Regions from separate parts of the Homo sapiens genome. Here region 2 is linked to region 1. The links are chromatin contacts, found by Hi-C or POLR2A ChIA-PET in ENCODE. All regions are on one chromosome and are shown on one strand. The core of a region is the stretch at or near the end of the contact, and the rest is flanking DNA. Distances in the headings are between cores, read along the strand shown. Region 1 holds the start of LRP4 (LDL receptor related protein 4). Region 2 holds the start of PSMC3 (proteasome 26S subunit, ATPase 3).

Region 1 (4,497 bases), core at 1,333-3,832:
AGACAAACAGCCCATTCTGGCCTGCTTTTCAGGATCTCTCACTCCAAACAAGAAAGTCTGAGAGGCCTGGTAAAAATAAATATGGCTTAGTACTCCTGGCACAAGAGCAGTCTCTGACAGCCAAGACTTAACTCACCCTAGGGGGTGACCCAGACAGGGACTATGCACGAAGCTAGTTTCTTACCCATTGATATTCCCAGTGACTCACAGCAGCCAGGGATGACTCTGTGCACCAGAACTGTGCTGAACCGTGGAGAAGGACTTGGGATGCACATAGGAAACAGTCTCTCAAGCTGAGTCAGACAGGGACAGCCCGCCTCTCGTTTCTTCTCCAATTCCAGAAAAACAACACAAATCATGCCTCTGGAAAGGAACCTGTCCTTTGCATACAGAGTGGAAACTGTTTATAACTTCTTAATCCCCTGACATTGAAAGTATGGGGACTGCCTATCCTGGATTTCTTTGGGACAACTGTACTGGCTCTACCACAAGTCCCTAGTTTTCAGCTGGAAAAAAATATGGTCTCCAGAATCCCAAGGTCATTCCCAACAGATTTAAAAGCAAGTCTTCGGCCAGGCAGAGTGGCTCACGCCTATAATCCCAGCACTTTGGGAGGCCGAGGCGGGTGGATCACCTGAGGTCAGGAGTTCGAGACCAGCCTGACCAACATGGAGAAACTCCGTCTACGAAAAATACATTAGCCGGACGTGATGGCGCATGCCTGTAATCCCAGCTACCCTACTCGGGAGGCTGAGGCAGGAGAATCGCTTGAACCCGGGAGGCCGAGGTTGCAGTGAGCTGAGATGGCGCCATTGCACTCCAGCCTGGGCAACAAGAGTGAAACTCCGTCTCAAAAAAGAAAAAAAAAGAGCAAGTCTTCATAAGCAACATATATGAAACCCTGAGACCAACCAAACCTGCATTAGGAAATGAGAGGTGGGAAGGAGGATGCTGGGGAATCAGCCTCTACTTTTGACGTTTTTTCCTCCTTGGATTTTAGGCTGTGGTAACTGATCGAGGCCAGAAATGTTGACAGTCTTGCCTAGCCCCAAGATCATGTAAGCCTGACCTGACGCTACTGCCGCCTTCAGTCAGCAAGAAGAACTACACACCCAGAAAATGCTTCAGTAATAGTTACCATGGTGATGCTAGTTCAACCACATTGCATCTGGATAAAAATTTCAGGCAAAACGATATAGAAAACTACTGCCTAACAAGGAGTTAACACCTTACATCTTTTATGTTGTTGTTGTTGCTGTCGCAAAGTATGGTTCATGTTAGCTTTGGTAAAAGATGGTAATTTGAAGTGAAAGTACTGAAAAAAACAAGCAAGGATGAAATGTCAATGTATCCATTTAGAGAAATCTAATAACCACTTTGCACTATGCCAAATTACTTTCCCCTCAGCTAACAGGGGGCATTTGGGTCTTCCTGACTCTATTTACTGGTGAGGAAAGTGAGTTAATGAAATCCATAGATGATCCAAGCCCAAGAAATGCTGGCATATCAGCTGGGAGGGAAAAAAGCGATATACTGGGCCATCAGAAAGTTGGGCATTTGGGCAAAAGGAACAAAACAAGATTCAACCTGGAAAAATGGAAGGTGGTGAAATTAATCCGTATTATTAATATGCATTAGGGAGAGTAGACCACAAAAGGAAGGAAGACTAGAGACAAGTTTATGATTTTATGCAGTAAATCAAAAGTTAAATCTGAGGGAAGGACCTACAGACTGGGGCTGGAAGGAGGCTGAGGGCTTTGTGGGAGTGCAGCTGCCCATGAGGACTCCTTTCCTGACCCCCTCCCTTCCTTGTCAGGATCAGAAAGTCAAAGAAGGTGAAGAGGCTAACAACAGTGATTTACAAAGACAGCAAGGAGGAACTAAGTCTGTATGGGCCGAATCTGGGCCTCTGAGCTGGAGCAACAGGACCCAGACAACCATCTCAGGAAATGAGTGAATGAAAAGGGGCGGGGGGGTCGGTGAATTATTTAGCCCTAGAACAACGCTGCCTAGACCGGGGGAGGCCAGGGAGAAGAAAATCTCCGAAAAGGAATTTTGACAGTGAGAACGCCAGTTAAGATACAGCACTCCAGGCCCCCTGATGTCCCTTGTTTGATGTCAATAAAGACCCAAGAGGATTATGCATCCACAAGCCTTGCGTATTCGCAGACATCAAAAAAGTCTGGACTTGGGGCCGGTAGGCGGGGGCAGGGTCACGTCCAGGCGACTTGGGTCAGCTCAGGTGCTCGTCTGAAGCATAGAGCTGGAGTGAGCGGGGGCGAGACTTGCTGCTAGGATAATTTTTTTTTTTTAAGTTAGGGAAATTTAAGCAGTAGTAATAGCGACAGGGAGGGGGCTCTCTCTCGGGCCAGGAATGTGGGGGCGGCCTGAGGAGGAGCGGGGCCCCGCGCAGGAGGCGCCGGCGGGTGGGGTCGGGGGACCAGGGAGCCGGGGCCGAGGGCGGGAAGGGGCCGGGCCGGCGCTGGGGGCGGGCCCAGGCGCGGTGGCGGTGGCCGGGGCTGCGGCGCGGGGGGCGGGGCGGTCGGGCCCGGGACACCCCCTCCCGGTCCCCTGGCGGGGCAGCGTCGGCTCTGGCAGCACTGGAGGCGGCGGCGGCCCGAGGGCGACTTGCGGGGCGCGCAGGCCGCCGTGCACCCGGGACGCTTCCCCCTCGGGGACCCTCCGCGGGCTTCTCCGCCGCGCCGTCCGGCGGGAGCCGGCGGGACCCCGGGCGAGCGGCGCGGGCGGCACCATGAGGCGGCAGTGGGGCGCGCTGCTGCTTGGCGCCCTGCTCTGCGCACACGGTAAGCGGCGCCCGCCGGGAAAGTTTGTCCCTGGGTCCGGCCGCTGCAGGACTCGCCTCCCGGGACCTGGACGGCGCGGGCCGGGGCCTGAGACCCCTCGCCCTCGCTCCTAGCCGTGGCCCTGGGGCTGCGTGCAGGGGAGAGGACCCGGAGCGGCCCCGGCTCCAGCAGTCCGAGCGGGGGCATCAGCGGAGGCGCTTCCGCGGGTTCGGGTCTGGGCCGGGGCGCGGGTCTGGGCCGGGGCGCGGGTAAGGTCCGGGGCGTTCGTTCGCTCGCCCTCCCTCGCTGCTCTTTCAAGAGCGGGGGCTGCTTCCCTTTCAGGTTAGGTCGGGGGCTCTGTGTCCTTGGTGCGAATGAATGCGTGCGAAGAAAGGGAGGCGGGTGAGGAGGGTCGCTAAACCCATAAATTGTAAATAGCCCTCCTTCCTGGGGCTGGGGGCTCGGGCGGGTTGCGGAGAGAGGCCCCGGTAGAATCTGGTACTTGGGCACCGGGATTCCTCTACTCGGAGAACGATTCCCGGACTCCAGGTCTTGCTCCCACCAAGGGGCTCTGGGGCACTGTTTGCGGGCAGCATCTCCCCTCGGCGGTGTTTCGGGGTCCCTCTCTTGGCTGCGGCCAGTCAGCTTCCAGCCCTGGATCGTCCTAAAGGGAGGTGGTTGGAAAGGGGGCTGAGGAGGAATATAGGGAAGAAACTGCTGGAAGGCTCCCGCAGATCTGCCCTGGCTGGGGTAGGGGGGCAGGGGGCCGGTAACCCTGAACCCCAGAAGGCAGCCGCCGGGCCCTCGCGGCAGGGTCCCAGCCCTCGGGGGAGCTGGACGGCTGCAGCAGGACTCCTTGGTGCCCGTACCCCCTGTTGTGTGGGACTAGGGCTCCGATGGAATCTGCTTCTCCGCGGGCTCTTAACGACCCTGGGTGCACCCCGTGATTGAGCAGCTTTCCCTAGTTTGTGCCCAGAGATCAAAGAACTTTGATCTTTGAACCCCAGCCCTATTCACCCATCGCTATTCATCGTGGCGGGAGTTCCGAGTCTCCCCATTTGCCTCGCAGCCCCGATGAAGGGAGCTGGGGCTCAGAATGGAGGGGTCTGGAGACCCTGCCTGGTCTTTTACCGGTTCTTTCTTTCACGTAGGACAGCTCGTGTGGAAAAAGTCAGTGCAGATTTCCGAACTTGCCTGGCAGGGCGTGGAGATGTCTAGGCACTCGTTTTAAAGATTGGTTTACCTCCCAAATCCAAAACAGAGTTTTCATGTCTCTTATTTAAACTACCTGTGGGTTTTCAGGGGCTTTTTTCCGCGTCCTCTCTAGCGCGGACTGAGCTCTTTCTCTCCGAAGAGCGGTAGCTTGGCCGGCCCACGTTCCGCTCCGCTCTGCGCTCTCCCCTCCCCGGCTCTCTCCTGGAAGGTTATTTGTAGCCTCTTTGGCGTGTTGGGACAGCGGCCCTACTGGGGTAGGAATGTAGCTGTTCTTCCCACCACATGGGCCCCTTAAAGGGACAGCTTTGCTTTTTGGGGGGTTTCCCCCTTCGGGTTGCAAGGAAAGGGGATGGAACTTTCCTCTCAGCCCCCTGGAGGAAGTTTTGAAAAAGATCAAGGGAAATGGCAAGGCACTGGGAAAAAAAAAAAAAATTAGGGTTAAAACGGATACCAACAAAGCCAGAGAGGAGATTGTCGCCTTCTGCCCTAGGGAAGGGGG
Region 2 (4,552 bases), core at 1,529-4,028, 510 kb before region 1:
TCTCCCATCTCCCCAAGACATTCCTACTCCTGGGCTCCCAAGATAATCAATCCCTGTCATTCTAGCCAGGATTAAAGAAGGAGATGTTCAGGGCCGGGTGCAGTGGCTCACGCCTCTAATCCCAGCACTTTGGGAGGTGGAGGCGAGAGGATCATGAGGCGGTCGAGACCATCCTGGCCAACATGGTGACACCCCGTCTCTACTAAAATACAAAAATTAGCTGGGCTTGGTGGTGGGTGTCTGTAATCCCAGCTACTCAGGAGGCTGAGACAGGAGAATTGCTTGAACACAGGAGGCGGAGGTTGCAGTGAGCCAAGATCGCACCACTGAACTCAAGCCTGGGCGACAGAGCAAGACTTCGTCTCAAAAAAAAAAAAAAAAAAAAAAAAAGCAGGCCAAGGGCTTATACTTCAAAGGTGAAGGATAAATGAGGACCTGGATCATATATCTAGAGGGATGAGGTATCAGGGGTGGGGGGATTCCGTTAAACTGACTAGCAGGATTTTTGTGAAAACAGGGTTAGACAGGTTGATGACAGGGATGAAGGAACAGCCCACAAGGCCTAGTCAAAAAAAGATGGCTCAGGCCGGGCGCGGTGGCTCATGCCTGTAGTCCCAGCACTTTGGGAGGCCGAGGCGGGCGGATCACGAGGTCAGGAGATCGAGGCCATCCCGGCTAAAACGGTGAAACCCCGTCTCTACTAAAAATACAAAAAATTAGCCGGGCGTAGTGGCGGGCGCCTGTAGTCCCAGCTACTTGGGAGGCTGAGGCAGGAGAATGGCGTGAACCCGGGAGGCGGAGCTTGCAGTGAGCCGAGATCCCGCCACTGCACTCCAGCCTGGGCGACAGAGCGAAACTCCGTCTCAAAAAAAAAAAAAAAAAAAAAAAGATGGCTCAGAAGAGCCTACCTAAAAGTTGGTTAAGGGGAGAATGTCTGCATCCCTCCTAGGCCCAGGCTGGAGGCTTTCTAAACATATTCGTATTTGTCAGGATCTCCAAAAGTAGGCCCCAGAATGGGACCCAACTGACCCAGGCATAGTGGGACCAGCACAGATTGGACAGTCTTTCCCCTCTGGGCTTCTTGGCTCCTATCGGGCAACTCAAAGTGAGAATTTGGGGTCAGCAGTCCTAGTGCTGCCAGTGACTCACTGAATAACCTCCAGCAAGGCACTTAACCTCTCTGAGCCTCCCTATGCTTATTTAAATTTGAGAATGGTAATTCAGTCTGTCCACAAGGCAGGCTTGTTGAGAGAATGGAATAAAGCACTGTTACTTGAGGAGACGCTTTGTCAGCCTGAGTGAGCAGCTGTACATGTTGTTATTTAAAGAAAAAAATTCTGCTTTCAACCGTGTTCCAAAAAAAACTACTGCAAAGGCTAGGTGTAGTGGTTCATGCCTATAGTACCAACACTTTAGGAGGCTGAGGCAGGAAGATCACTTACGCCCAGGAGTTTGAGACCAGCCTGGTCAACATGGTGAAACCTTGTCTCTACTAAAAATACAAAAATTAGTTGGGCGTGGTGGTGGGTGCCTGTAATCCCAGCTACTTGAGAGGCTGAGGCAGGAGAATCCATTGAACCCGGGAGGCGGAGGTTGCGGTAGGGAGAGACCGCGCCACTGCATTCCAGCCTGGGCGACAGAGCGAGACTCCGTCTCAAAAAACAAAAAACAAACAAGCAAACAAAAAAAAGGCAACGATTGCACAGATTTTCATCAGGTTAACAGAGTGTTTGTGATGGTTTGACTTGAAATATAAGCTATGTTGCTTACATGAAGTTCCCTTTAAAGGGGCTCCAGGGCTCACCTCAAAGGATAAGGAGAGATCATTTAAAATAGCCGACAAGGGTACAACGAATGAGTCTCCCATGATCCGGAGACCCGCTCTGCTCACTGAGATTACTAACCATGGTCAGAGAAAACAAACAATTGCAGATACGAGACATAATTTTTTTTGAGACGGAGTCTCGCTCTGTCGCCCAGGCTGGAGTGCAGTGGCGCGATCACGGCTCACTGCAAGCTCCGCCTCCGAGGTTCATGCCATTCTCCTGGCTCAGCCCGGAGTAGCTGGGACTACGGGCGCCCACCACCACGCCCGGCTAATTTTTTGTATATTTAGTAGAGACGGGGTTTCACCGTGTTAGCCAGGATGGTCTCGATCTCCTGACCTCGTGATCCGCCCGCCTCGGCCTCCCAAAGTGCTGGGATTACAGGCGTGAGCCACCGCGCCCGGCCCGAGTCATAATGTTTTTAATCGTAGAGGCTGATGGTCAATTGAGTTCTTCCCACGTGGACAATTCCGTGAAGCCTGCTCTGACGTTAGGAGCAGCAGCGATTTCTCTTTAAAGCTGGTTAATGATTCCCTCCCGTAACTCCGGGTGGCCAGCTTGTACTTAAATAATTGTAAAAATGCGGACTGAGGTGGCATGCCTTTTTGGCCCTTTGCACACGGCTGGCCTATGTCGTTTATTAATTGGGAGGCAGTGTCATTGTGTAAATCCCCTTATTCCTAGCGGGGTCACGGTCTGAGTTTGAACGCGCCCCTCCGCAAGCATCTGTCACGGGCCAGATTAAAGACTACATTTCCCAAAGGCCCTCGCGGATCCCACCCTTCTCCCTCCCTTTCCGGTTTTACACATAGGCCCCGCCCCCAACGCGCGTGTCGGCCAATAGCGGCCCCACCTCTCGCGCCCGGCAAAAATAGGACGCGGGCGGGAACGTTTCGGGGTCCGCGGGGGCGGGGCCTGTGGCCAGGGGTTGGTCTTTGGAATCGGAGAGGCAGATTCGCTGCTCCGCAGCACGGCCGGAGCTGGTCGGGTCAAGAGTCGGGATTTGTGGGGAGAGGTTTTCCACTGGTCAAGAGAAGGCTTTAAGAAAGACGGTATTAATCTCCCGTTGCGGCTCCCGCCTGGTCCCATCTTCTGCCCGCTCCTCCAGGAAATGAATCTGCTGCCGAATATTGAGAGTCCAGTGACTCGGCAGGAGAAGATGGCGACCGTGTGGGATGAGGCCGAGGTGGGCACCGGGCGAGCTGGCGGTCCGGGAACCGGGGCCCGCAGGGAGACGCCATTGACAAGAGGGAAGGAGGTGGCTGGGGGTCAAGGTCTGGCCCGATCCCGGGGACGGGGTTGTTTGGGATGTGGGCAGGGGTCCTGACTCCATCCTGGTTTTATGGGCGTGGAAACTGAGGCTGTGAGTGGGTTCGGAGAACGAGGGATGCTTGTCCTGAGTAAAAGTAAATATATAAATAAACAAATAATTTTTTACAGCAAGATGGAATTGGGGAGGAGGTGCTCAAGATGTCCACGGAGGAGATCATCCAGCGCACACGGCTGCTGGACAGTGAGATCAAGGTGGGCGCACAGCTCCTGTGCGGGCGATGGAGCCCCCACAGGACAGGCCCCGGCGATCCGAGTCGCCTCTCGTACTTCCTAATCGGGCACCCTGGGGGAGACATGGGGCTCGGGCTTCCCCCTCATATCAGGAAGAGAGGAAAGAAAACTAAGCCTTAAAAGGGACAAGAAGACAGGTAGGGGGTGGTGGGAGGCCTGGGCTGAGATGAGAAGTTATCAGATTGCCTTTCCCAGTGAGAACTGGGAATAATCCTCTCAAGAATCCTTCTTTTAGTAAAATGCCTATTTTACAGATGAGGAGACAGGCCCAGAGAGGTTTGTACTGCGATAAAGCACCCAGTTCTTACTATGAGGCAGAACCTAAAACCTATGTTTGCCTCTCTCGGAGGCCTGCTTTTATTCCAATACTACCACTATTTCACCAGGAGGTTTCCAAACTGGCCTCCTCTTTTGACTTCTGCAGGATGTGGACACAGTCAGACTCTGCCTTCAGAGAGCCTCAGAGCTGGATGAATGGATGCGGGAGGGTCCCCTGGGCACCCTGGACCTCACTAGTTACAGGGCTCTAGCATAAGCTGTGCCAGGGTTTATATTTGCTTCTCCTCCCCTCCTGATCTCAGATCATGAAGAGTGAAGTGTTGAGAGTCACCCATGAGCTCCAAGCCATGAAGGACAAGATAAAAGAGAACAGTGAGAAAATCAAAGTGAACAAGACCCTGCCGTACCTTGTCTCCAACGTCATCGAGGTGTGTGTGTATGTGGAGGGGAAGAGAGGGAGTCAGCAGGGAATGGGGACAGCCTGGGGTGGGGCCACTAGGGAAAGAGTGGGTGGAGGTATTGAGGCCAAACTGCATGTCAGAGCTACACCTCCTGGGGCACTTTCATGGGGAAGACGGGGCCTGCAAAGTCCTGGGAGGTCTCACGTGTCTCCTTTTCTGTTGGTTATGTCTCCTCCGGGGTAGATGAGCCCTGTGCAGAGGAGCAGCACCTACACAGAGATCAATCCCTGGGCTTAGCAGGGGCACCCACGTTTGGTGGGCTCAGGGCTATTGGAGGAGGGAGGTAAGGATGGCCAGCCCTGCAGGTATTAGGAACTGTCTTAGGAAGCACTGGGCCTTGGGGAGTTCAAGGAGCTGAGTATTTTTTCCTTCCCAGCTCCTGGATGTTGATCCTAATGACCAAGAGGAGGATGGTGCCAATAT

Evidence for each region. Hi-C counts contacts between places; a loop is a spot of excess contacts on that map. ChIA-PET counts read pairs that join two places held with the same protein, here RNA polymerase II (POLR2A). Pooled maps may share reads with other maps.
Region 2: a loop to region 1 is called in a pooled map, with 3 times the contacts of the local background. The contact joins the promoter of PSMC3 here to the promoter of LRP4 in region 1. A Hi-C loop is called at or near these places in 3 of 168 maps with a recorded cell type or tissue (CD4-positive, alpha-beta memory T cell, CD8-positive, alpha-beta T cell and ascending aorta), 1 of 37 single-sample maps with no recorded cell type and 11 of 50 pooled maps. POLR2A ChIA-PET finds 5 or more read pairs at or near these places in 1 of 52 experiments (Caco-2).

What each region holds. Positions count from the first base shown.
Region 1 is chr11:46,916,635-46,921,131 of GRCh38, reverse strand. LRP4 (LDL receptor related protein 4) reads left to right here and starts at 2,582. Exons shown (of 38, transcript NM_002334.4): 1 at 2,582-2,804. The coding sequence starts at 2,753. RefSeq lists enhancers at 157-656, 657-1,158, 1,853-2,357, 3,521-4,392 and silencers at 2,418-2,647, 2,658-2,837, 2,848-3,017.
Region 2 is chr11:47,424,665-47,429,216 of GRCh38, reverse strand. PSMC3 (proteasome 26S subunit, ATPase 3) reads left to right here and starts at 2,778. Exons shown (of 12, transcript NM_002804.5): 1 at 2,778-3,012; 2 at 3,267-3,350; 3 at 3,971-4,096; 4 at 4,506-4,552. The coding sequence starts at 2,938. RefSeq lists silencers at 2,540-2,669, 2,940-3,151 and an enhancer at 2,770-2,969.